Linked DNA regions of Homo sapiens: region 1 is linked to region 2. The links are chromatin loops, found by intact Hi-C in ENCODE. Cell type or tissue: heart right ventricle. All regions are shown on one strand. Each heading gives the region's core, and the rest is flanking DNA. Links, peaks and the distances in the headings are about the cores only. Region 1 has its middle 39 kb from the start of OTUD1. Region 2 holds the start of C10orf67 (chromosome 10 open reading frame 67).

Region 1 (12,011 bases), core at 2,465-10,464, 51 kb before region 2:
TTGAAACATCTATTACATGCTATGAGGAGGTAGTTCCCTCCAGCCAAAGACCACCAGGAACACACCTGTAGTTAAAGATGTTGGATTATTGCTCATTGCATCAAGAACACACACCATATAGAATTGTGGGTTGTGTCAGTAAGAGGGTGTTAGAAAGAATCTGGTTGGAAGAAGCTAGCTGAATGATTTTGGAGGAAGGCCTAAGGTCATGGTGACTTGCCCTAAATTAGGTAACTGTCAGAAAGAGGGGACAATTCTATGATTGGGTATAGAAGCGGCAGTCACTCATTTTTATTTATTTTATTTTATTGTTATTATTTTTAGAGTCAGGGTCTTGCTCTGTCACCCAGGCTGCTGTGCAGTGGTGTGATCATAACTCACTGTGGCCTCAAAGTCCTAGGCTCAAGCAATCCTCCCATCTCAGCCTCCTGAGTAGCTGGGACCACAGGCACCTTTCCGGCTGCAGTCAGTCATTTAACAAGAGAGGAGAAAAAGTCTGGTATTTTGTGGGTCGTACAGTGGCCTTGCTTTTGTAAGTGCTTAAACAAACTTACGAAATAGGCTTGTTATCTCTCATTCTGTTATGGTCTCAGGATAACCTTGTCAGAGTTTGCTTCTGTGAGATCATCTATGTCTAAGAGCAGGGAAACAGAGCCCAGCTGTTGCTGCCAGGACACCTTCTGAAAGCCAGGGGCTCCTCTTTGTGTAAAGTTCCTCTCTTACAGCTGATGCTAATTTTTTTTTTTTTTTTTTTTTGAGACAGGATCTCATCCTGTCACCCAGGCTGGAGTGCAGTGGTGCTATTACAGCTCACAGCAGCCTCAACCTCCAAAACTGAAGGGATCCTCTCATCTCAGCCGCACAAGTAGCTGGGACTGCAGGCGTGCACCACCACACCCAGCTAATTTTTGTGTTTTTGATAGAGGCAGAATCTCACTATGTTGTCCATGCTGGTTTCGAACTCCTGGGCTCAAGAGAGCCTCCTGCCTCGGCCTCCCAAAGTGCTGGGATTACAGACATGAGCCACTGCTCCAAGCCCTATTTTATGTTATTTTTTCCGTGATTCAGAATCAGTTGTGGCCAGGCATGATGCCCAGGAGTTCAAGACAAAAAATAATAATAATTAGCCCAGGCTGGTGGCATGTACCTGTGGTCCCAGCTACTCAGGAGGCTGAGGTGGGGGGGTTGCTTGAGCCTGGGAGATGGAGGCTGCAGTGAGCTATGATTGCACCACTGCATTCCAGTGTGGGCAATAGAGCAAGACCCTGTCACAAAAAATAAATAAACAAATAAATAAATAAAACGAAAAGTAACAACAACAACAAAAAAACCCACAAATAAAATAAATGAAATAAAGTCCTTCTCTCTCAGCCAAGCTGTGACATTCCCTTCTGTACCCCGACAAGATAATACTTGCATGTTTAGTGACCGAGCATTTGCTCTACATAAGTAGTCAATAAGTAGTTTTGAGGATCATCTATTTATAGCTAACAGTGACACAGGCCCCAGATGCTCCCAATAAACAGAAGCAAATGCCAGTCCTGTGACTATAGATGATGGCAGTTATGATATTGGCAGCAGTTGGAAATGATGGTTTTGAAAACAGTGAAAAAATCATGAAGTATGTTCTATTTTTTTCATCGCCTCACCCTACCTGAATTCACTGCCTGCAGCTTTCTATTGTAATTCGAAACAACTATATTAGGCATGTGTTTGTGTGCTGTAGATGCTGTCTTGAATACCATGGCAACTGCGTGCTCTTAGTCAAACATTTTGTCTAGATTATACATTTAGAATTTTTTAAATGATATTTAGAAACAATGGGTATATTTCTGTAATAGCTTTAGACATGGAATTCTTGCTCAGAGACACGTAAAGTTAAGCTTAAGTGAAAGAAGGGTGGGAGATCAGGAACTGACAATGCTGAGGAGGAAAAGCTTAGTTTCCAATAATGGAAGGCTTTCAACCATTATCTTTTTTCTTGTAATCTTAACACTTTGAGAGATTGAGGTGGGAAGATCACTTGAGCCCAGGAGTTCAAGACCAGTCTGAGCAACATAGTGAGACTTCTGCCTCTACAAAAGATAAAAATAAAAAATAAATTAGCCAAGTGTGATAGTACAAGCCTGAAGTTCCAGCTACTAAGGAGGGTGAGGTGGGAGGATCCCTTGAGCTTTGGAGGTCAAGGCTGCAGTGAGCGGAGATTGCACCACAGCACTCTAGCCTGGGTAACAGAATGAAACTCTGTCTCAAAATATATATATGTATATATTTTATAGGAATGGGGTCTTGCTGTGTTGCCCAGGCTAGTCTCAAACTCCTGAGCTCAAGTGATCCTCCCATCTCAGCCTCCCAAGTAGCTGGGAGTGCAGTTGTGCACTACTGCACCCAGTTCACAATCATCCTCTTGTTGGCAGGTACACTTCCAATGTACACAAGTACAGACGGCAATGGAAAAACAACTGGCCTGTTAGCCAGGAAGCCTGTGAGTCCGGAAGTCCTGCTCAGGCTTCCTGGCTCTGCTACTAAGTGTGTGATCAAGAGTTTTGTGCCTTAGTTTCCCTATCTGGATGATCAGAAAGTTGGTCTAGAGATCTCCAAGGTCCATGCAGCTTTATGCTTGTGAGATGAGGCTTTCTCTTTCTGAGGCCATGCACACTTGAGAGCCCTTCCCTTGTATTTCCTTATACATAGAGCAGGAGTTCAAGCTTAGAATTATAACAAACTTTAGTTTAGACTCTGACTCTTCCCACTTATTTGCTATGTGTCCTTGGGGAAAGTTCTTTATTTGTGAAATGGTTCTTATAATAGTAACCAACCTCATAGGGTTGTTGGGAGGACTGACATGAGTTTAATATTAGTATCTAGCTCATATGTTATGTGGATTATGTGAGACAATACGCACAAAATTTGTTTAGTACTGTGCTTGGCTCATCAAAAGCAATCAATAAATGTCAACAAATATAAATAACAACCTTAAAGGACATTTTTCCCTTTTGAGCACCTCTGATGTAACACACAGCCAGCCAGCCTTATGGAATTAAAACAGACAAACAATTTTTTAAAAATCTCCTTATGGTAAAGTAATCTTTAATTTAATTTAATTTTTTTTTTTTTTTTTTTGACACAGGATCTCACTATGTTACCCAGGCTGATCTCCAACTCCTGGCCTCAAGCCATCCTCTCGAATCAGCCTCCCAAAGTGCTGGGATTACCGGCATGAGCCACTGGGCCTGACCAAGAAATCTTGGGATACAAAGTGTCCCAAGTAAAATAGTAATGCAGCTGCACATTTCTTGAATAATCATGACACAATTTAACATCTGTTCCCTGGGACTAACTGGTTCATGCCACTAACCCTCACCACACTGGGATTTTTCAGGCCTGGATTTCAGGTTAAGAGGGCTTTCTGTGTAACTATCTAAAAAATACTGTGCCCAGGTCTAAGCCTTTGAAGAGAATTGCCTCTGGTCAGTGAAAGTTTACCTGCCTGCTCCTCCAGCTTTTCACTCTGTATCTTAATCTTATTATTTAGTTTATCTAAAAGGAGCTGTCTCTTAGTATTGCTTTCCTATCCTAAGTGACCTACACACACGGGTGCAGTTATATTTGCATGTTTTGGCCTCAGCTGTTTACTGCCTATTAATCAGCTATCATAGCGGTAGCTACTAAACCCATATTAACATCAGAGTTACTTCTGATCCCTCTGAATTTAGTTTAAGAAGATGATTTGGGCCGGCCGCAGTGGCCCAAGCCTGTAATCCCAGCACTTTAGGAGGCCGAGGTGGGCAGATCACGAGGTCAGGAGTTCGAGACCAGCCTGACTAACATGGTGAAACCCCATCTCTACTAAAAATACAAAAATTAGCTGGGCCTGGTGGCGTGCACCTGTAATCCCAGCTACTCAAGAGGCTGAGGCAGGAGAATCACTTGAACCCAGGAGGCGGAGGTTGCAGTGAGCCAAGATTGCACCACTGTACTCCAGCCTGGGTGACAGAGGGAGACTCTGTCTCAAAAAAAAAAAAAAAAAAAAAAAAGAAGAAGAAGATGAAGAAGATAGTAGGGCACAGTGGCTCACACCTGTAATCCTGCACTTTGGGAGACCAAGTTGGGAGGATCACTTGAGGCCAAGAATTTGAGACCAGTCTGGGCAACATAATGAGACCCTCGTCTCAAAACAATAAAAAATGACAAGTAAAAATTAAAATAATTAAAAAAATTAGCTTGGTAATTCCAGCTATTAGGGATGGTGAGGCAGGAGGATCGCTTGAGGCCAGGAACTCTTGGCTGCAGTGAGCTATGATTTCACCACTGCACTCCAGCCTGGGCAACCTGTGAGTGAGACTCTATCTCAATTAAAAAAGAAAAAAAAAGACAATTAGAAATGTGCCATGTACATGTATATCCAGACACAAAATTATAAGTAATCATTAAAAATTCAAACATTTTAAACTGGGCATAGTGGTACATACCTATAGTTCCAGCTACTTGGGGGGCTGAGGCAGGAGGATGCTTGAGCCCAGAAGTTCAAGGACGAAGCCTGTGAATAACCATGGCACTCCAGCCTGGGCAACATAGCAAGACCCTGCCTCTGATTTAAGTAAGAAATAAGTATCCTAAGTGATAGTCCTTCATAACCCCATCCACAGATAATAACCCTATTAATGTCTTCTAAATTTTCTCTATACATGTTCTATACATTTGTCTTCATTGAAATGGAATAATAATTAAAATCATTTGAATAATTTGTCATTGGTTTCTTTTGTAATTTTATTTTATTTTATTATTTTTTATTTTTTAGAATCTAGGTCTTTTTCTGTCACTCAGGTTGGAGTGAGTGGTGCCATCACAGCTCACTGCAGCCTCAATCTCCTCGGCTCTAGTGATCCTCCCACTTCAGCCTTTTATGTTTTTGTAGAGACGAGGTCTCACTCTGATGTCCAGGCTGGCCTCGAATTCCTGAACTCAAGTGATCCTCCTTTTTTGGCTTCCTGAAGTGCTGGGATTAGAGGCTTTGTAATTTTAAATTAAATGTGTAACAGTAAAAAATCGTGTGATTCATATTTTGATAATTATATTTCCAACTGGCATATAGACATTCTAAGAGTCCTCCAGAGCTGGGACTGCAGCTGTTTTGATCATCAGTATGTCCCCAGAACCCAGCACTCCACCTACTACACAGCAGGTACTCATTAAATATATGTCAGCTGAATGTTGAGTGTATGAATGACTAAATAACAAAAATGCTACAGACTTCTCAGTGTATTTCTGGGATCGTTCTTCTTATTATTATCATTATTTTCAATGACTTCACTTCCAATGATATGAAATAATTCTTAAGTAAAGTTGCTTGATCAAATTCATGAACATTTTACATTTTTATAGATAGCTTCAAATTGATCTGCAGAGTTTATACTAATTTGTACTCCATCAACAATGAATTAGAGAGCCTATTTTCCCACACTTTCCAAAAAATGTGGAATTTTACAACAAAATACATATGACTAAAGAGAGGATTATTTTAAAAGTTGATTTATTACATCTCTGTAATTGTGAGGAGGAGAGAAATGTTATTTTTGTTTTTGGGGGGAAAGTTGGGAAAGATAAAACAGAGTCCCCTTTAAATGAGAGATTTAGGTCTATTGAACTTTGCAAAATTTTCAAAAATAATTTGATCTTGGATGTAGCTGAAATATGGATTGTCATATGTGTATGATATATAGTTGCAATTGCTCAATTTTTTCCTCAAAAAACTTAAATTACATAGTAAATGTTTAAAACTCTTTGTGGAAGTATAACACAATACAGAAAAGGGCATATATTATAAGTCTTTGGTCCAGTAAATTTTCACAAACTGAATATATTTATGGAGCTAGCACCCAGATCAAGAAACTGAATATTCTTAGTACCCCAGAAGCCCACTGAATAAGTTCTCATTTATACAGGTGTCTGTCTCGATTATGTCCGAAAATTGATTGTATGTAGAGCAGTAATAATAGTAATATACATTTTCTATTAATATATTTAAGTCACATTTGTATATAGTTACATATGTATTGTGTAGGGATTCTTATTGAAGTTTTTCTGTGGAATTCCTCTCATCGTTATACAACATGTTTTAAAGACAGGTCAATAGAAATACATAGAAGATCCCTCACGTCATGCATAGCTAAAATTAAAATCACTGATTACCCTGCACATTCTTAGAGGTTTCCAGATAACGCTGAACACCAACCATGCAAGTCATAGAAACAGCTGAGGACTCTGTGTAACACTCAGTGACGAGGGTGATTCAGACCCATGGCTATTATTAGAGCAAGCAAGTGTTAGATGTGTAAACAGACTATTAAATAATGCCCTTGGAAGAGGGTAAGAAAGTGAATCTGAGTATCTGGCCCTTAATCTCTCCAAACTGTACCAGTCCGAATCCAAATGTCACGTCAGTCCCTATTCCCGCTGCTCTTGGCCTTGGACTCTGCATGTCTGCTGCCAGGACAGAGTCGAGCTCCATGTGGCTGTGTCTATGAGTGACCTGGACTCACCTCTCTTTGTCAAGTGCTCCTCCAGGAAGAAAGGGAGAGATGGGTGTGACGGTCAAGAAACAGTCCAGAGACTCCAGTAGGCACATTTCTCAGATCTTTTGTCACATTTTACTGTGACTTCAACTGAAATTGTTGTCTTATTGGGCTTTTTAAAAAGTGCCAGAGATCCTTTAGTAGTTCATAAGCGTGATGACTGGGTATTCATGCATATGTGTGAGATGTGCCACCCTGGCAGGTGTGGTGGCTCCCACCTGTAATCCCTGCACTGTGGAAAGCTGAGGCAGGAGGATGGCTTAAGCCCAGGAGTTTGAGCCCAGCCTCCGCAACAAAGTGAGAACTTGTCTCTACAAAGAATATAAAAATTAGCCAGACATGATGGTGTGCACCTGTGGTCCCAGCTATATAGGAGGCAGAAGTGGGAGGATCCCTTGACCCAGGAGGTGGAGGCTGCAGTGAGCCATGATCTCACCACTGTACTCCAGCCTGGACAATAGAGCTAGACTCTGTCAAAAAAAAAAAAAGAAAAAAAGAAACCTGCCACCCTTGAACCTCATTATGACATCAGCACATTACCTGTCTGACATGAAGAAAAGAAAAAAAAAGTGCCAGAAACAACACAATAATTGTATGATTTTGTGTGGGTGATAATTACATTTTACATTTGAAGGCCCAAGTCTGAAAGGTGAGCACCAGCCATATAAATGGAATCAAAGCAGAAGTTAACACAACTCTCTCCAGTGAAAATAAAATCAGTTGCACAATGAGACAAACTGGTATAATATGAAATACATTTGGGCTTTGTCCCCAGTTCCTGACATGGAGCTCCTAAATCCCTTGTAATTGCCCAAGTGATAATGGTGATAGGAGCATCTTCTGTTATAATATTTGGTTATTATACAAAGTTGTTGAACACCTCAGAATTTCCTGAGTGATAGGAAATTCACCACTGCTGGGTTTTTTTGTTTTTTGTTTGTTTGTTTGTTTGTTTTGAGACAGGGTCTTGCTCTGCCACCCAGGCAGCAGTTTGACACAAACTGCTCACTGCAGCCTCGAACTCCCAGGCTTAAGTGATCCTCCCACCTCAACCTCTTGGGTAGCTGGCACTACAGGTGCACATCACCACACATGGCTAATTTTTTTTTTTTTTTTTAAGAGACAAGGTCTCACCACGTTGCCCAGGCTGGTCTTGAACTCCTGGGCTCAAGTGATCCTCTCACCTCGGCCTCCCATAATACTGGGGTTACAGGCGTGAGCCACTTGGCCTGGCCCCACAAGCACTTTTTATCACACCTGAGTTTATGATAATGAGGTGACTTATGGCGGGGTCCCTAGATAACTTCAAGATGGGGCCAACCAGTTGCTAGAAAGAACAAGTGATTAGAGGACTAAAGTATCAGAACATTCAGCCGCACCCACCAACCTTCAAGTATCAGAACATTCAGCCCCTCCCACCAACCTTAAAGTATCAGAACATTCAGCCCCTCCCATCCACCTCCAGGGAAAGGGTCGTCAGAGGCACTGGAGATTAAACTCTGTAAAAACTCTGGGACAATGGAAGCTCTGCTCTCCCTCCTCCAAAACTCACCCTCTGCATCTCTTCATCTGTATGCTTGCTAATATCCTTTATAATAAACTGGTAAACCTAGGTATTTCTCTGAGTTCTGGGAGCTGTCCTAGCAAATTAGTTGAACCCAAGTGGGGACTGTTGGAGCTCTGGTTTGTGGCTAGTAAGTCAGAATGGGTGGCCTGGACTTGAGATTGGGATCTAAAGTCTTTGTGGACTGAGACCTCAGGTAGATAGTGTCAGAATTGAATTGAATTACAGGACAGCCAGTTGGCTGGTGTGTAGGGAAAAACCCACACCTGGTCACAGAAGTGTGTTCTGCGTTCTATCTTTCATTGAGCATGTGAGTAGAAAGGAAAAAAATATTTGTTCTTCCCTTAATGCAGAAAAATTTTTAAAACTAATTCTAAATGTACCAAATAATTACAAATATCACTTTTTTTTTCTTTTGAGACAGAGTCTCATTCTATCTCCCAAGCTGGAGTGCAGTGGTGTGATAACAGCTTACTGCAACCTGAACTCTCAGGCTCATGCAATCTTCCCACCTCAGCCTGCCCTGAGGAGCTGGGACCACAGGCAGGTGCCACCACACCAGGCTAATAAAATTTCACTTTCATTTGGCAACATTCGGAACCTCAGTAAATTAGAGAAATCGTTGAAAATAGAATGAAGTTCAATGTAAGTTTGAGGCACAGCACTTGGAGAAAATCATCAACTTGCTGGGTGATATTTTTGTGTATTTTTCTCATTTTATCCTTATAATGGTACAATGATTTAGTTACTGCTATTACTGCCGTCTTATAACTGAGGATGCTGAGATAAGTGACTACCCCTCATGACCCACCTGGTCGGGGATGAAGGGAGGAGAGCACCCTGGTCTCTTTGACTCCAAAGTTTGTTCTCCTAAATAGTATGTTCTATGAAATGACCACATATTCCTTCAGCTCAATGATTCTACAATCTTTAGCCTAAAATGTGAATATGGAAATAGGTCAAAGCCAGAAGTGGCTTTAAATGCCACTTTCATGGATTCCTGCTGTATACCAGGCATGGTACCAAATGTGCCTCAAGGATGTCATCTTTTTTTTCTTTTTCTTTTTCTTTTTTTTTTGCAGACAGCATCTTGCTATGTTGTAGGTTGCCTGGGCTGGTCTTGAACTCCTGGTCTCAAGGGGATCCTTCCACCTCAATTCCCAAAGCATTGGGATTATAGGTGTGAGCTGCCACGCCCAACCAAGGATGTTCTCACTTAATCCTGTTACAACCAGTTTTCTGATGAGTCTTAGAGAGGTGAAGAAGCTTGCCCGAGATCAAGCAGGTAAGAGGCATGGAGGTGGGGTTTGGCAGCAGGTCTGTCAGTCAGACTAGAGACTACAGTGCTTCCTCAAGGGGACTTCTAAACAGATGAAACATATCAGAAAAGTAACACTCTAGCTTCTGTCTTTGTTTTAAGGATAATCCTTAGGCATCTTGGAGGCACATGGTTCTGTTTGGTCAATTACATGACTGCCCCTGTTATTTGTGGGCCCAAGGCACAAGTATGGGTGGAGGCCCACATACCAAATGACTAAATGTATAAATACAAACCAAGCTAACATGCTGCTAAATAGATTATGTTCGATCTTTCTACCTAGATAAACATATCTTTAGGATGTGTGGAAGGCCAGGTTTCATTTTCTAATTCTCCGACTCCTTAGCATGACAAGCCAGGGGGTGACGACATGAGGCACTCCTCTTCCTCTGCAATGATGGATCGTGTGCTGCGCCCCCAGCCCTCCAGCCTGCAGGAGCTCTGGGCTGTACATCACCCTCCAGGGTCTCGGATGCGTGCCTGGCTGCACCATCTACTCTTAAGAAGAGGGCCCCCAGGAAGGAGCTGGAGCAAGGCCTGTAAATCAACCTGAGGCCATTTGGCAGGGAAGTCAGGGGTGCTGCGTACTTTGAAGCTTGATCTAGACAGGGGCTGTGTGACTGTTGGGTAGGCATGGCACCTGGGCTGCATCTCCCCATCCAGAGGCTACAGTGGAGGAAATTCAGCGCAAGGCCCCGCTATGCTCAGGGCTGCTCCTGCTGGGCCTATAGGCCCAAAGTACTGCTTGTGGTGCAGAGCCAAATTCAAAGAAGCATCCTTGGCCGGGTGCAGTGGCTCATGCCTATAATCCCAAGCACTTTGGGAAGTCAAGGTGGGTGGATCACCTAAGGTCAGGGGTTTGAGACCAGCCTGGTCAACATGGTGAAATCCCATCTCTATAAAAATACAACAAAAATTAGCCAGATGTGGTGGTGGACAACTGTAATCCCAGCTACTCAGGAGGCTGAGGCACAAGAATCGCTTGAACGCAGGAGGTGGAGGTTGCAGTGAGCCGAGATCGCACCACTGCACTCCAGCCTGGGTGGCAGAGTGAGACTCTGTCTCAAAAACAAACAAACAAACAAAAAACAGAAAAAAACCCCAAACAAAAAAACAAAGCGGCATCCTTGAAACAACCAATATTAGTTTGTTTTTTGCTTTTTGTTATGTTTTTGTTTGTCTGTTTTTGAGACAGGGTCTTGCTGTTACCCAGGCTGGAGTGCAGTGACACTATCACAGCTCACTGCAACCTAGACCTCCTGAGCTCAAGCAATCTTCCCATTTCAGCTTCCAGAGTAACTGAGACCACAGGTGTGTACCACCACACCTAGCTAATTTTATTTTATTTTATTGTAGAGACGGAGTCTCCCTATGTTTCCCAGGCTGGTCTCAAATGCTTGACCTCAAGCGATCTTCACGCCTCAGCTTCCCAAAGTGCTGGGATTACACATGTGAGCCCCCATGGCGGCCGCCAATATTAGTTTTTAAAACTATTTCCTGTCTTTTAACTTTGCCTAGGTTCTAAAACATTCAAAGTTATCCATTTCTGGCTGGGTGTGGTGACTCATGCCTGTAATCCCAGCACTTTGAGAGGCTGAGGTGGGAGGATCACTTGAGGCCAGGAGCTCCAGACCAGCCTGGGCAACGTAGTGAGACCCCATCCCTACACAAAAATTTTAAAAATTAACTGAGTGTTGTGGCTTGCACTTGTAGTCCCAGCTACTCAGGATGCTAAGGCAGAAGAGCTACTTTAACTCAGGAGTTCAAGACAGCAGTGAGCTTGATCACGCCACTGTACTCAACGTGGGCAACAGAATTAAAGCCTATCTCTAAAAATAAAATAAAATAAAATAAAAATTTAAAAAAGTTATCCAGTAAATATATCCCAGAAATAATTCTTCAGTCCTCCTCTTTTCACAATTTTCTACCATCTCACTGGCTCCAAAGGCCCTCTGACCACACATACCCCCTAATCAAGAAAGAGAGTCTCTCTCTGTAATACCCAGGTCAATTTCTCTGGCCTCCCTACTTCCCTTCCTCCTTCCTTCCCTTTCTTTCTTTCTTTTTTTTTTTCTCACTTCCTTTTTTTCTCCAGCTTTTAATTATGTGAACCCTTTTAGCTCTCCTTAAGAAAAATTCCTTGTTCCTCTTCCAGCCTAGGTTTCATGTATTCTTAGATTTTTGCATCACAGATATTTTTAACCAAGGAAAAGAGGAGCACTTAGGGATGAGGGTGGGCAGGGGTGTTAAGAGAAGGTGAGTGGGCAATGAGTAGATTCCCTGGGTTGGGAGACTGGGTGCATAGAGAGTTGATATGGTGAGAAAGACCAGGTGCCTTGGCTGGAACCTAAAACAAACAAACAAACAAAAAAACCTGTGAAAATGAGAGTCAGGTAGGCACCAAATAAATTGAATATATTTTACCTTTTATTTGTTTGTTTGTTTGTTTGTTTGAGACAGGGTCTCGATTTCACGCAGGCTGGAGTATGGTAACACGAGCCTGGCTCACTGAAGCCTCAACCTCCTGGGCTCAAGCAATCCTCCCACCTCAGCC
Region 2 (12,011 bases), core at 2,026-10,025:
CTTAGATCTACACATATACAACTTAGAGCAGTGCGACCTGGCACACTCCAACAGTGGTGGGGCACTTTCCCAAGAACACAACGACACTTCCAGCCTTTGTTCCCATGGTGCGACCCCCTTTCCTTTTCATTTATCTAGACTATACGCAGCCCTTTTTCTTTTTCTTTTTCTTTTTCTTTTTTTTTTTTTTTGAGACAGGGTCTTGCTCTGTTGCCCAGGCTGGAGTGCAGTGACACCATTATAGCTCACTGCAGCCTTGAAATCCTGGGCTCATGCAATCCTCCTGCATCAGCCTCCCAAGTAGCTAGGACTACAGGTATGTGCCATCACGCTGGCCTATTTTTTTGTATTTCGTAGAGACAGGGTCTCACCATGTTACCCAGGCTGGTGTTGAAATCCTGACCTCAAGAGATCCTCCTGCTTTGGGCCTCCCAAAGCGCTGGACTTACAGGCATGAGCCAAGGCACCTGGCATATTCAGTCTTTATGTCCTGGCTCTGCATCAGCTTTTCCATGAAATACTCACTGGAGATTCCTCCTTAGGGATCTCTTTTCTTTCTTAGAATTTAACTTTCTTCACGCTTCCGACATCATTTGAAGTTTTCAAGCTACAAATCAGCACTTTATTATAGACTATTTTGTATGAAACAGTGTCATTTTCCATGCATTAGTTTTGTCTTCTCAATTAATATGCCAGAAAGCAACACCTTACCTCTGTCTTCCCTCCTGCACCTAACTCAAGGCTAAATACTTACTGTGTGATTGGGCCTGCCATTCTAATTTTGCTACCTTTGTTTCTAAAATCCTAATTGTTGAGTTCTCCCATCGATATCTGATGGCCAATTTATTTCATAATGGTAATTTATTTTGTCACATCTGGATCGCTGATTTCTTAGTTAAATTTAAATGAGCCTTACATTTTTAGCCTAGATGTAATATTTCAAATCTAATACTGTCATTACATAATCACTAATACATTCTATTAGGAACGTGATTTTTACATTATGTTTGCAGCGATATAATAAATATTAAGTATCTGTGCTATGTATCCAGCCATATTTTGTTGTGAAATAAAAGGGTACATTTGGTTATAAGAGAGGAAGTAACAATTAGAAACTACTTCCACTATTTTCTTTATTTATATTAATTCTTGTGCTTTAAAGTACTTGTTGGCCGGGTGCAGTAGTTCACGCCTGTAATCCCGGCACATTGGGAGGTCGAGGCAGGTGGATTGCTTGAATCCAGAAGTTCAAGACCAGCCTGGGCAACATAGTGAGACCCAGTCTCAACACAAATTTTAAAAATTATCCAGGCATGGTGGTGCATGCCTGTAGTCCCAGCTACTCAGGAGGTTGAAGTGGAAGGATCGCTTGAGCCCAGGAGGTTGAGGCTGTAGTGAGATGTGATCCTGCCACTGTGCTCCAGCCTGAGCAACAGAGTGAGACCCGGTTTAAAAAAAAATAAAAAAATATTTAAAAGCACTTGTTGCTGCAGTTTTGCAGTGAATTCTAAGAATAGATTTCTCCTGCTGTCCTGTCTCTGGATTTGATTTCTTTCCTGCTTTTGTGCTTGGGTCCTCTTCAACTCTGACTAGACTTTCAATATTGCATTCATCAGAGACTCATTTGTGGGATCCTGAGCAAATTACTCCATTCAACTGAACTTTCTCTGAGCTTAATTTTCACTTATGAAAAAGGGATGATAATATTATTGCACAAAGTTGAGTTAAAAATGCATAAGATAGAAACATTTTCTGAATCTTAAGAACCTATACAGATATCAGATATCATCATCATCATCATCATCATGATTACCATTTATTATCATCATCACTATCTTGGAATTTGCAAAGTTGTTTAAGAAGTATGGCTTGATAGGACACTGGTAGTGTGTCCTATTACTACCTAGTTACTACTAGTGGTCAGCTATGTCATTTTCCTTCTCCTTCCTGAGCACTTGGAAGAATAAACTTTCCAGTTCCCTTTGCTGTTTGGTGGAACGATGGGACTCTGATCAGTGAAGAGTGGAAGGGGTCAAGGCATTTAATTTCCGGTACCTGACTCTTTTTTCTTCCCTTGGTAAAGTGGCCCAAGAGGTCTGTGTTTTGTGTTTTGGATACTGCTGCTGCTACAAGAGAATGAGGCTTCTATCATCTGGGTCCCTGAGTAGTTGCGTGGAGTGGAACTCACTGTCAACTCTGTGGGACTTGTAGTGTGAATGAGAAACTAATTTTTCTTGTGTTGAGTCACTGCAATTTGAGATTGTTTATTATTGCAACATAACATAGCCTATCATGACTAATACACTATTATGGGCCTCAGGATAAAGAAATTCCAGATCTAGGTATGGCCTAACTACCTATATATCCTTGAGCAAGAGGAATAACATATACTATCTTTTTTTTTTCTTCTTTTACCCAAAAAAATATGTGTAGAGACAGTCTCACTATGTTGCCCAGGCTGGTCTTGAACTTCTGACCTCAAGCCATCCTCCTGCCTTGGCCTCCCAAAGTGTTAGGATAACAGGCATGAACCTAATGTGTTGGGATTACTGGCATAGTTTCCCCACGCCTAGCCCTTTAAAAAAAATAGACATGAGGTCTTACTATGTTGCCCTGGCTGGTCTAAACTCCTGGGTTCAAGTGATCCTCCTGCCTCAGTCTCCCCAAGTGCTGGAATTACAGGCATGAGCCATCACACGCAGCAAAGTATACTATCTTGAAGGTCCCTTCAGCTCCAAAAACTTTGGCATTGCAACAATCCAAAGCTGTCCTATGTCAATGACGAAGAAATGTGAACTTTTGTTCAATGGAAAAAGTAACTTCAGCTATATCAAACCACCCCCCAAAGAAGGAATCAAGCTAGAAATAACTAAAAGTTCAGAATTGAAATAACATTTTTAAATTGTTTCATGCACATACCTGCCTTTTTAAGAGAGTATATTAAACCTAGTTACATTAAAAGTAGTCAGTGAGTCATGGTCATTATTATGAACCTTAGTTAAAATAACTAAATAACACTGTAAAAGACAGTGATGTCCTCAGGGCCAGTGACAAACAAAGGTTTATTTGCTTCTTGCAATGGTCTAGACTTCTCGTGTTATTTAAATTTCAGTTTTGGATTTCTATAGTCTTTCAATGCCTTTGTGCATTACATTTTTTTAAATGACAGGATCTTGCTCTGTTGCCCAGGCTAATCATGAACTCCTGGCTGCAAGTAATCCTCCCACCTTGGCCTCCCAAAGTGTTGAAATTACAGGTGTGAACCACAGCGACCAGCCCATTACTTCTCATTGCTGTCAATGGACTGATTGTCTACAATAGCCCAACTCCCCACTTTAACTGTAGAAAGTTAAGAAGGAGGAGGAGGAGAAGGGGGAGGAGGAGGAGGAGAAGAAGAGGAGGAGGAGGAAGAAGAAGAAGAAGAAGAGGAAGAAGAAGAAGAAGAGGAAGAAGAAGAAGAGGAAGAAGAAGAAGAAGAAGAGGAAGAGGAAGAAGAGGAAGGAAGAAGAAGAAGAAGAAGAAGAAGAAGAAGAAGAAGAAGAAGAAGAAGAAGAAGAAGAAGAAGAAGAAGAAGAAGAAAAAAAAAGGAAAGCCAACCTCACATTCTGTGGGAATTGAACATACTGAAAAAGATATAGGGCCTGAATAAGAGGTTAAGAAGACTTCCTAGAAGTAAAGCAAATAAGTTTTAGGCATGAACTCTGTAGACTCTATGGGTGCCCATCTTTTTGCCAAATTTTTACTCTCACAAATATTGCACGAAGATGAATTTCCAAGATGACTAAACTCCGGCTAGACAGTGTGTTAATGTATTTGATTTTCTGCAGCAACCCAGCAGCACAGATTCATAATTAAATTGCTAATGTGTGTTTGAAAGCTTTAGAGATACTTCTTCAGCCATCAACAAAACTAACATTGTCAGAAGAACTGAAATAATTTGCTCCTCATGACAGTTTGGTGAGACAAGAAGGCAAAATAATTAAGTATGGAGGCTCTGGAGCAGAATTGTCTGTGCTCAAAGCCTGCTTTTACCCCTTGCAAACTGTATGAACTTGGGCAAGTAAATCAACCTCCTGTGTCTCCACTTTCTCATTTCTAAATTGGGGGTAATCCTGTTCTTGCAAGGGTGGGCTGCTCTCTGAACTATTTTAGCTCACCCACATTTGTTAAACATCTTTTTTAAAACAAATTTTTTTTTTTTTTCAAAATAGGGTCTTGCTCTGTCACCCAAGCTGGAGTTCAGTGGCTTGATCACAGCTCACTGCAGCCTCAACCTCCTGGGCTCAAAGTGTCCTCCCACCTTAGCCTCCTCAGTACCTAGGACTACAGGTGCACACCATCACACCTGGTAGTTTTTGTGTTTTCTGTGGAGGCTGAAAGGGTTTTGCTGTGTTTCCCAGGCTGGTCTCGAACTCCTGAGCTCAAGCCATCTGCCTGCCTTGGCCTCCCAAGGTGCTGAAATTACAGGCATGAGCCACCACACCCAGCCTCTTGAACATCTTTAAATTCACGAATGCAAGCCCAATTCTAACATTTATTGTGCCAGTCAATAGGCCACTACATTCACCAATAAAAACCCATTTCTGACAGTCAGTAAATTAATTAGCACAGGGCAGCTTGTTCATCAATATTCAATTCACAGCAGAGCTTGGTGTAGTCCTTTTTATAATGCGGGCTTCCTGATTCTAGCAACAGTGAATGGGCCATCTCAGAACCATACATTCCTGATTGGCACGTTGGTTATAGCATAATCTACGTAACAGACGTGTAATACCTTTTAGTGTAGACTGAAGAATGCCCAGGTAGATTAACAGACATGGTAACAATAACAAACTTGGGTTTCACACTACCGTATTCTATGTCTAACATTCCTCTCTAGTTCTCAAAATTGCTAAATTTGAATTTTAGTACTACATTTCTGAGACAGAGTTTGAAGCTGCAGGATGATAAAGGGCGCTTAATATCGCAGATGCAGAAGTGTTAATAAGAGAGCCATGCTGACTGCCTGGTAAAGTGTGACTTGGTGGTACCTTGTGGGGATGCCTTGACTCTGAGTCTAGTCCTCATGTAGACAGCTCTAAACACTGTATTTTATCAGTTTATTCAGGTGAGACTACAGGGGAACATTCACACTAGCCAAAATCACATTTGCTGTCTAGATCAAGACTTTCTTGGCATCTATGTACCCAAGAACATGAATTAGTTATTTGCATGTTGCCCTGTGACACTAGAAAAAGAACAGAGAGAACCAGATGGTCCTACGGGCACTTTATCCAAGTTATTGTGGAAAAACCTCACGAATGTCCTGCTTCTCAAGAGAGTAGATCCTTCTAGGGTCTGATTAAATGGGGCCCCAGGAAGGATCTCTGCCTGATAAATTCTTATTAACTACCTTATTCACTGATTCTAAGATATACAGTTTTTCACTTTTTTTTGACGGGGGAGGGGGGGTTGCCTACAGAGTCTCTGTCGCCCAGGCTGGAGTGCAGTGGTGCAATCTCAGCTCACTGCAACCTCTGCCTCCCAGGTTCAAGTGATTCTCCTGCTTCAGCATCCCAAGTAGCTGGGATAACAGGTGCATGCCACCACACCTGGATAATTTTTGTATTTTTAGTAGAGATGGGGTTTTGCTATGTTGGCCAGGCTGGTCTCAAACTCCTGGCCTCAGGTAATCTGCCCACCTGGGCCTCCCAAAGTGCTGGGATTACAGTGTGAGCCACTGTGCCTGGACAGTTTTTCACATTTCTAACATAAAATTTTGGTGTATCATTTTGGTATATCCTTGAAATTGTAGTGTATCATATAGCCCATGGTGTGTCAAGGTATAATCATAGTTGGCAAGTGTTTTTTTCTAAGTGGCACAGAAAATAAAGACACATCCTAAAGGATGCAATCTTAGACGGCATGAAATATGGTGACTGCCCTTGTATTACTCTCCAGACTTTGACTTGTCCTGAACCGCCTCACCCTAAATTCCAATATGTGGGTGACAGTTTTCCTAGGTTATGTTCTAGGCACTAGGATCCACTCTGGTCATTTGAACAGACTGGAGATCGCCCAAACTTCCCTCAGCAGTAAGTTTACAAATTCTCTCTCAGGTGGGCTCACTTCTGCAGACAGCTAAGCCCTACCATTTATTTATGTATTTATTTATTTATTTGAGATGGACTCTTGCTCTGTCATCTAGGCTACAATATGATGGCACGAACACAGCTCACTCTATCCTTGACTTCCCAAGCTCACGTGATCCCCCTGCTGCACCCTCTTGGGTAGCTGGGACTCTGGGTTCTTGGCTAATTTGAAAAAAAAATTTTTTTTTTTTTTTTGGCAGAGATGGGGTCTCCCTATGTTGCCCAGTCTAGTCTTGAACTCCTGAGCTCAAGCAATCCTCACCTTGGCTTCCCAAAGTGCTGGGATTACAGGCCCAACCCACCCCTGCCATTTTCTTCACGTTCACTACTATTTCTTTCTCTCTTTTTAATTTTTTGTAGAGACAGAGTCTCAATGTTGCCCAAGCTGGCCTCTAGCTTCTGGGCTCCGCCCACCTTGGCCTTCCAAAGTGCTGGGATTACAGGCGTGAGCCACACGCGGGCCTGCTCTCTTTTAAACAGTGATGATCTAAACTTAGCTCCAAATAGAGGAAATCCTTTACTCCAGTGCTCAAGGACATTTGGCGGCAAGGATCCAAATTCCACATCCACAGTTGCGCCTGCCCCAAACCCCCTACTGGGCTTGTCATCTTGGTTTTCAGCTTTAGTCGGCTGACAAATGCTTATTGATAGACTTTCACAGAGTGGATATGCTGTCTCACAGCAGCAAAATTTAAGACATTAAAATGATCTAGTCTCAGGAGTTTTGCCATAAAGGATTTAGTAGCATTATATTGCCCTGGCTAAGAGCCTTACTATGTCCTTCCAAAGACTTTATTTAAGAACTTTGGTTGTGGATGAAGCATGACATAAAACAAGTTTACATAACAGAGCCTCCACCACATAATCATATATTATAGCTGGTGATAAAAGAAAAATAAGCACTTCGCATGTGATGACGCTCTAGAAAGAATTTAAATTACAAACCTAAACTGAAACCTCTTGGCTCTTATTAGACTATAGAACTGATACTACCCAACTGGAATACATAAATTACTATGTTTAGAGTCAGCACTTGACTCTTAATCAAATTCTCATGCTAGTTAATCTGAGATGTTATCACTTTTAATAACTGGTAGGCGATATTTTTATATAAATACATATTCTATTTATACCTGTGGTATGTCAGAGAAGCACTTCAAATTTTAAAATTGTGCCTGAAGTCCTATTAACTGAACAAGTAAAAACAATGTTAACTTATGAAATGTTCAATTTTTTAAAATTGAAATCTTTATTTATTTATTTATTTTGAGACAGGGTCTCACTCTGTCGCCCAGGCTGGAGTGCAGTGGTGCAGTCTCGGCTCACTGCAACCTCTGCCTCCCGGGATCAGGTGATTCTCATGCCTCAGTCTCCCAAGTAGCTGGGATTACAGGCGTGCATTACCATGCACAGGTAATTTTTGTATTTTTAGTAGAGACAGGGTTTCACCATGTTAGCCAGGCTGGTCTTAAACTTCTGACCTCAAGTGATCTGCCTGCCTCCGCCTCCCAAAGTGTTGGGATTACAGGCATGAGCCACCGAATCCAGCCAAAACACTGACATCTTTAAACAATGTTTTCCCTAGTAGTGGTTTAGGAAGAAGGAATAGAGTCCTTCAAAGGCCTAGTTGGTATTTCTCTTGCAGTTGCCTCATGCATGTGCTGCGTGTTTTTCTGCTTTATAGATTACCCCAACTTTGAGAAACATTCATTATCCAGTTTTTACTTGTGAGAAAATAGAGGCTCTGAAATGTTAACTTACTTGCCCAAAATTCTAAATCGAGTAAGTTTCAAAGCCTGTATATATTTAATATTTACTGCAGAGTTCATGAGCTTTCCACTAAAGCCATCAATGAATTTAGCATGTGATAAAAGAGGCCTGGATTTAATATGACAAATGTTTTGACCACATCAACGCCAGTTACTACAGGTGAGAATCTGATCTGAAATAAACAATTTTATAAGCCGGAACACCTGTGAGATAAAATACAGGTAACTGACAAGAAGAGAAGTATTATGTAGTTAACGGTTTCAAAAACAATCATCATCATAGCGTGGTCTCTTAGACACTGAAATCTGAAACTCCTTGATATGCTATAGCAAGGTTTCAAACAAAGATGTTCTGTTCAATGCATGTTTTTGTGGGATGGCGTAACTATGCAGACTATATCAGTCAACAAATGCTGTACAGAGCTGACCAATGACTCATGAAATCTTCTGTGCGATCTCTCTCCTCAGTTTCAAACGATTCATTTATAATTGCACTAGGAAAATAGCCAACAGCTTGTCACATTCTTTACACTGTCTTGGCCCAGCTCTAAACAGATAGGTTTTGAAATTTTAACTTAAAATTTTAATCTTTATTTTAAAACATGTATATACATTGTGGTAAAATATCACTTAGGAAAAAGAAAAGTTATTGTAGATATATAAATTTCTTTCTTTTAAAATACCTTTTGATTATATAATAAAAATTCCCCAAATAAAGTCTGAAGTTAGAGTTTGTAATTAAAAACCTCCAAAGAGTAAAAGTAACTCTTTTTCTCTTCTCTCTTCATCTCCCCCCCAAAAAATAAGCCTTCACAGAAGATGATTTTGGCATTGGTTATGATGTTTTATTGGCATTTGGGGCTTTTAATCTTTGTCTTTAAACATAATAGTAGTGATAATGCTACAGTGCTTTTCTTTTCCTGTTTTGAGCTTCTAAATCCAGCTAAGTTATTTTCACTTACTGTTACAAGACAGAGAAGAGGCCGGGCTCTGTGGCTCACGCCTGTTATCTAGCACTTTGGGAGGCCGAGGGGGGCAGATTGCCTGAGCTCAGGAGTTAGACTAGCCTGCACAACGCGGTGAAACCCCGTCTCTACTAAAAATACAAAAAATTAGCCTGGCTTGGTGCTGTGTGCCTGTAGTCCCAGCTGCTCGGGAGGCTGAAGCAGGAGAATTGCTTGAACCCGGGAGGCGGAGGTTGCAGTGAGCCCAGATCGCGCCACTGCACCCCAGCCTGGGCGACAGAGCGAGACTCCGGCTCCAAAAAATAATAATAATAATAATAAGAGAGAGGAGAAAAAACTTATTTTTCTGTAGATAATATATTGAAATGCAGATGTAGTATAGACAGTTCTAAACCAGACAATGACATTTTAAAAATAAATTTAGCCAGTCGTTTACAGAAAAACAATGACATACTGATATTAGAATAGGTGTCTCCTATTAGTTGACAATGAGTGATACATAATTTAAAACTAAGGATGACAACAGTTTCACTATTAACTCTTATTATTGTAGAAACCTGGTAAAATTGAATTCCACACTAGATGGTATAGTTTAAGACTTAACGCCTCACATTCTGACCTCATTAAATAGAAATCTGTTTAATCTCTGCAAGGAAATATTTTGTCCAGGAACGCCTACGTTTGTGGCAGGTGGAGACAGCTTATTAGGCAGCCTGCTCTCCTCTTATGATGGCCTTGGTCCGGGATCGCAGGGCTCATTATGTCATGAGCATAGTTATTAGATGGGTTCACTGCTTTTCCTCCTCCTTGAGGGGGACCTTTGGCACACGCTGGGAGGCCATGAAAGCCAAGGCCACCGAGCTGCGGGTCTGCTGCGCGCGTAGGAAGCGAGAAGCTCGGGAATTCAAGCCCCCGCAAATGCGCGGGTCCACGAGGTAGGCTGAGCTCCGCGCCTGGGTAGAGGAGGAAGCGAGCAGGGTCCAGGGGCACGGCGGGAGGCTGAAGGGTTATTTACGGGGGTGCAGCTTTCCTCTGGGGTATCGCAGCAGCCTCCAGGCTGTGGGAGTCTTGTGGGGAAGCCTTGAGGCAGGCGGGACAGTGAAAGCGCAGCGGGGTGGCTTGGGAGCCCGCCCCGCCTCCTCCTCCCCCTCTCCACTCCCCTCCTCCCGCGCGTGCTCCCTCCCCATCCTCCTTTCCATCTCTTCCCCCTTCCCCCACTCCTTCCCCCTCTTCCTTCCCTCCACACCTCCTCTACTTCCTTTCCCTCTCCCCTTCCCCCCCATCCCCAACCTTCTCCCTATCCCCCTCCTCCCCATCTCCTTCCCCCTTCCCCTCCCCACCCCGTTCCCCACCCCCCTCCACTCGCGGCCCTCCCCGGCCCCCGCCCACGGATTCCCGCGCTTCGCCGGTTACCTGGGAGTCGCCATGGCAACGGACGCCGGGTTCCCGACTCCGACTCAGGAGAGCGAGCGGCTCCGCGGGAGGCGCACGTCCGGGGCTGCAATGGCGAACTGGGGCGACTCGCCTGAGACAGAGGAGGGCCGGAAGATCATGGAGGGCCTCGAGGCCTCTATTGAACAATTCCAGTTCAACCCCAGGTGACCAGCGGGAGAGGCAGTCCCCGCCGGCCCGCCCCGGAGCCCTCGCGCCCCGGCCCTCGCTCAACGCCTTTCCAGGCCCCTTGCTCCAGCCGCTGGGCTTCAGTTTTTTGTTTGTTTTTCGAGGGGATCACTGTCCGAAAAGAGCTGCAGTTTTCACTTCTTCAAGTGTATAGCTGGACACTAAGAGCACGGACTCTGGAGCCAGACTGCCCGGATTCCAGAATCTTGGCGACCCTCTCACAGGGGCCGTGAGTTAGGCGACTGACTGCTCTGTGCCTCAGTTTTCTCAGCGGGAAATAATCGTTCATGAATGATGAAGAGTAGTGCCTGCTTCATAGATCATAGTGAATATTAAATGAGCTAATCTAGGACACAGTACCCGTCTTAGTCCCCTCGGGCTGCTGTAACAAAACAACATAGGCTGGGTGGCTTATAAGCAACAGGAATTTGTTTCTCCCAGTTCTGGAGGCTGGGAAGCCCACTGGCAGATTCCAGGTCTGATGAGGGTCCCTTCTGCACAGACAGTACCTCCTGGCTGTGTCTCCACATGGTGCAACGGGCAAGGGAGTTTTCCCCCACGTCCCCCACACCCGCTCCCACCCTGCTTTTAGAAGGGCACTAATCCCATTTATAGGGCTCCACTTTCATGACCTAGTCACCTCCAAAGTCCACACCTGCTAATATCGTCATCTTGGGGGTTAGGATTTCAACATGAATTTTCAGGAGACACACTCAGACCATAGCAGAATCATAGAAGTGTTTGCCGATGTCATTATTTGCTATTCCTTGATCCTTGTTTAAAACCCGTCCCTTTCATAATCCTTTGCCCCCTGTGTTCTAGCTTTGTTGTTTATTTGGATAATGTAGAGCTGATGTTTCTGGGAAAATGCAAATTTCTTTCTAAAAACCTTTTCAAATCAGTAGGTAGCCAGAATTAGCTTAGCTGCTATGGGAGAACTTACCGTTGTATAAGGCAGGGGCCTCATGGTGCCAGGTGGGCTGGCTTAGGGGCAAGCCCCTCACACAGACACAGCTCCAGGGTGAGAAGAAGGGACCACAGGTGTCCTAGCCCAGCAGTGGGACTGACCCAGTGAGGCAATGCTCCTGGGCTGGGCTTCCCCAGCTTCACTGTATTCAATGGGTACGTTTGTTAAAATGGGTCAGGGTGCACGGGACCTGGTCTAGTGGTGGTTGTGAATAGCATTTATTAGAGGCAGCACGTGATAAACACCAGAGGCACACAGCGTCTACCCTGTTCTAGTGTTTGCTGATAGGAATGGTGTCCTGCCCTGGACTCCTTGGCATTCCATGGTGGGGTAGCTCCCAAAAAAAAATGCACTTGCCAGGCTCAAGAGCAGACCGATGGTGCCGGGTGCTCTTTGGCTGAACAAAAGAACCACTGATGCCCATATTCCTTCCTCTTCACCCAAAGTACTAGGGCGACTGAGCTGGTGCCTGGGTGTGAATGAGAGAGGCTCAGGTGCTGAACGTGGTCCACAAAGCAGACGAAAGCCCGGCCTTTGTGGAGTTTGCATCCTAGTCAGG

What was found. Peaks named below come from ENCODE experiments on the same cell type or tissue, not always from the same donor. Only the 100,000 strongest peaks of a DNase experiment are listed, where the experiment ranks them.
Region 1: a loop joins it to region 2, with 12 times the contacts of the local background. A loop is called at or near these places in 15 of 110 quality-filtered maps.

What each region holds. Positions count from the first base shown.
Region 1 is chr10:23,394,296-23,406,306 of GRCh38, reverse strand. It overlaps the pseudogene LOC124902591. Among named protein-coding and RNA genes, the nearest start is that of OTUD1, 39 kb to the left of the region's middle. In heart right ventricle, for the core only: no CTCF peak of the experiment used is centred there; DNase peaks (open chromatin) are centred at 3,186 and 6,466; H3K27ac peaks cover 4,652 bases.
Region 2 is chr10:23,342,358-23,354,368 of GRCh38, reverse strand. C10orf67 (chromosome 10 open reading frame 67) reads left to right here and starts at 9,572. Exons shown (of 16, transcript NM_001371909.1): 1 at 9,572-9,800. The coding sequence starts at 9,595. It overlaps C10orf67-AS1 (C10orf67 antisense RNA 1), which reads right to left and starts at 10,412. Exons shown (of 2, transcript NR_155752.1): 1 at 10,279-10,412; 2 at 9,208-9,945. RefSeq lists a silencer at 8,155-8,449. In heart right ventricle, for the core only: no CTCF peak of the experiment used is centred there; DNase peaks (open chromatin) are centred at 6,608, 9,778 and 9,817; H3K4me3 peaks cover 1,131 bases; H3K27ac peaks cover 4,091 bases.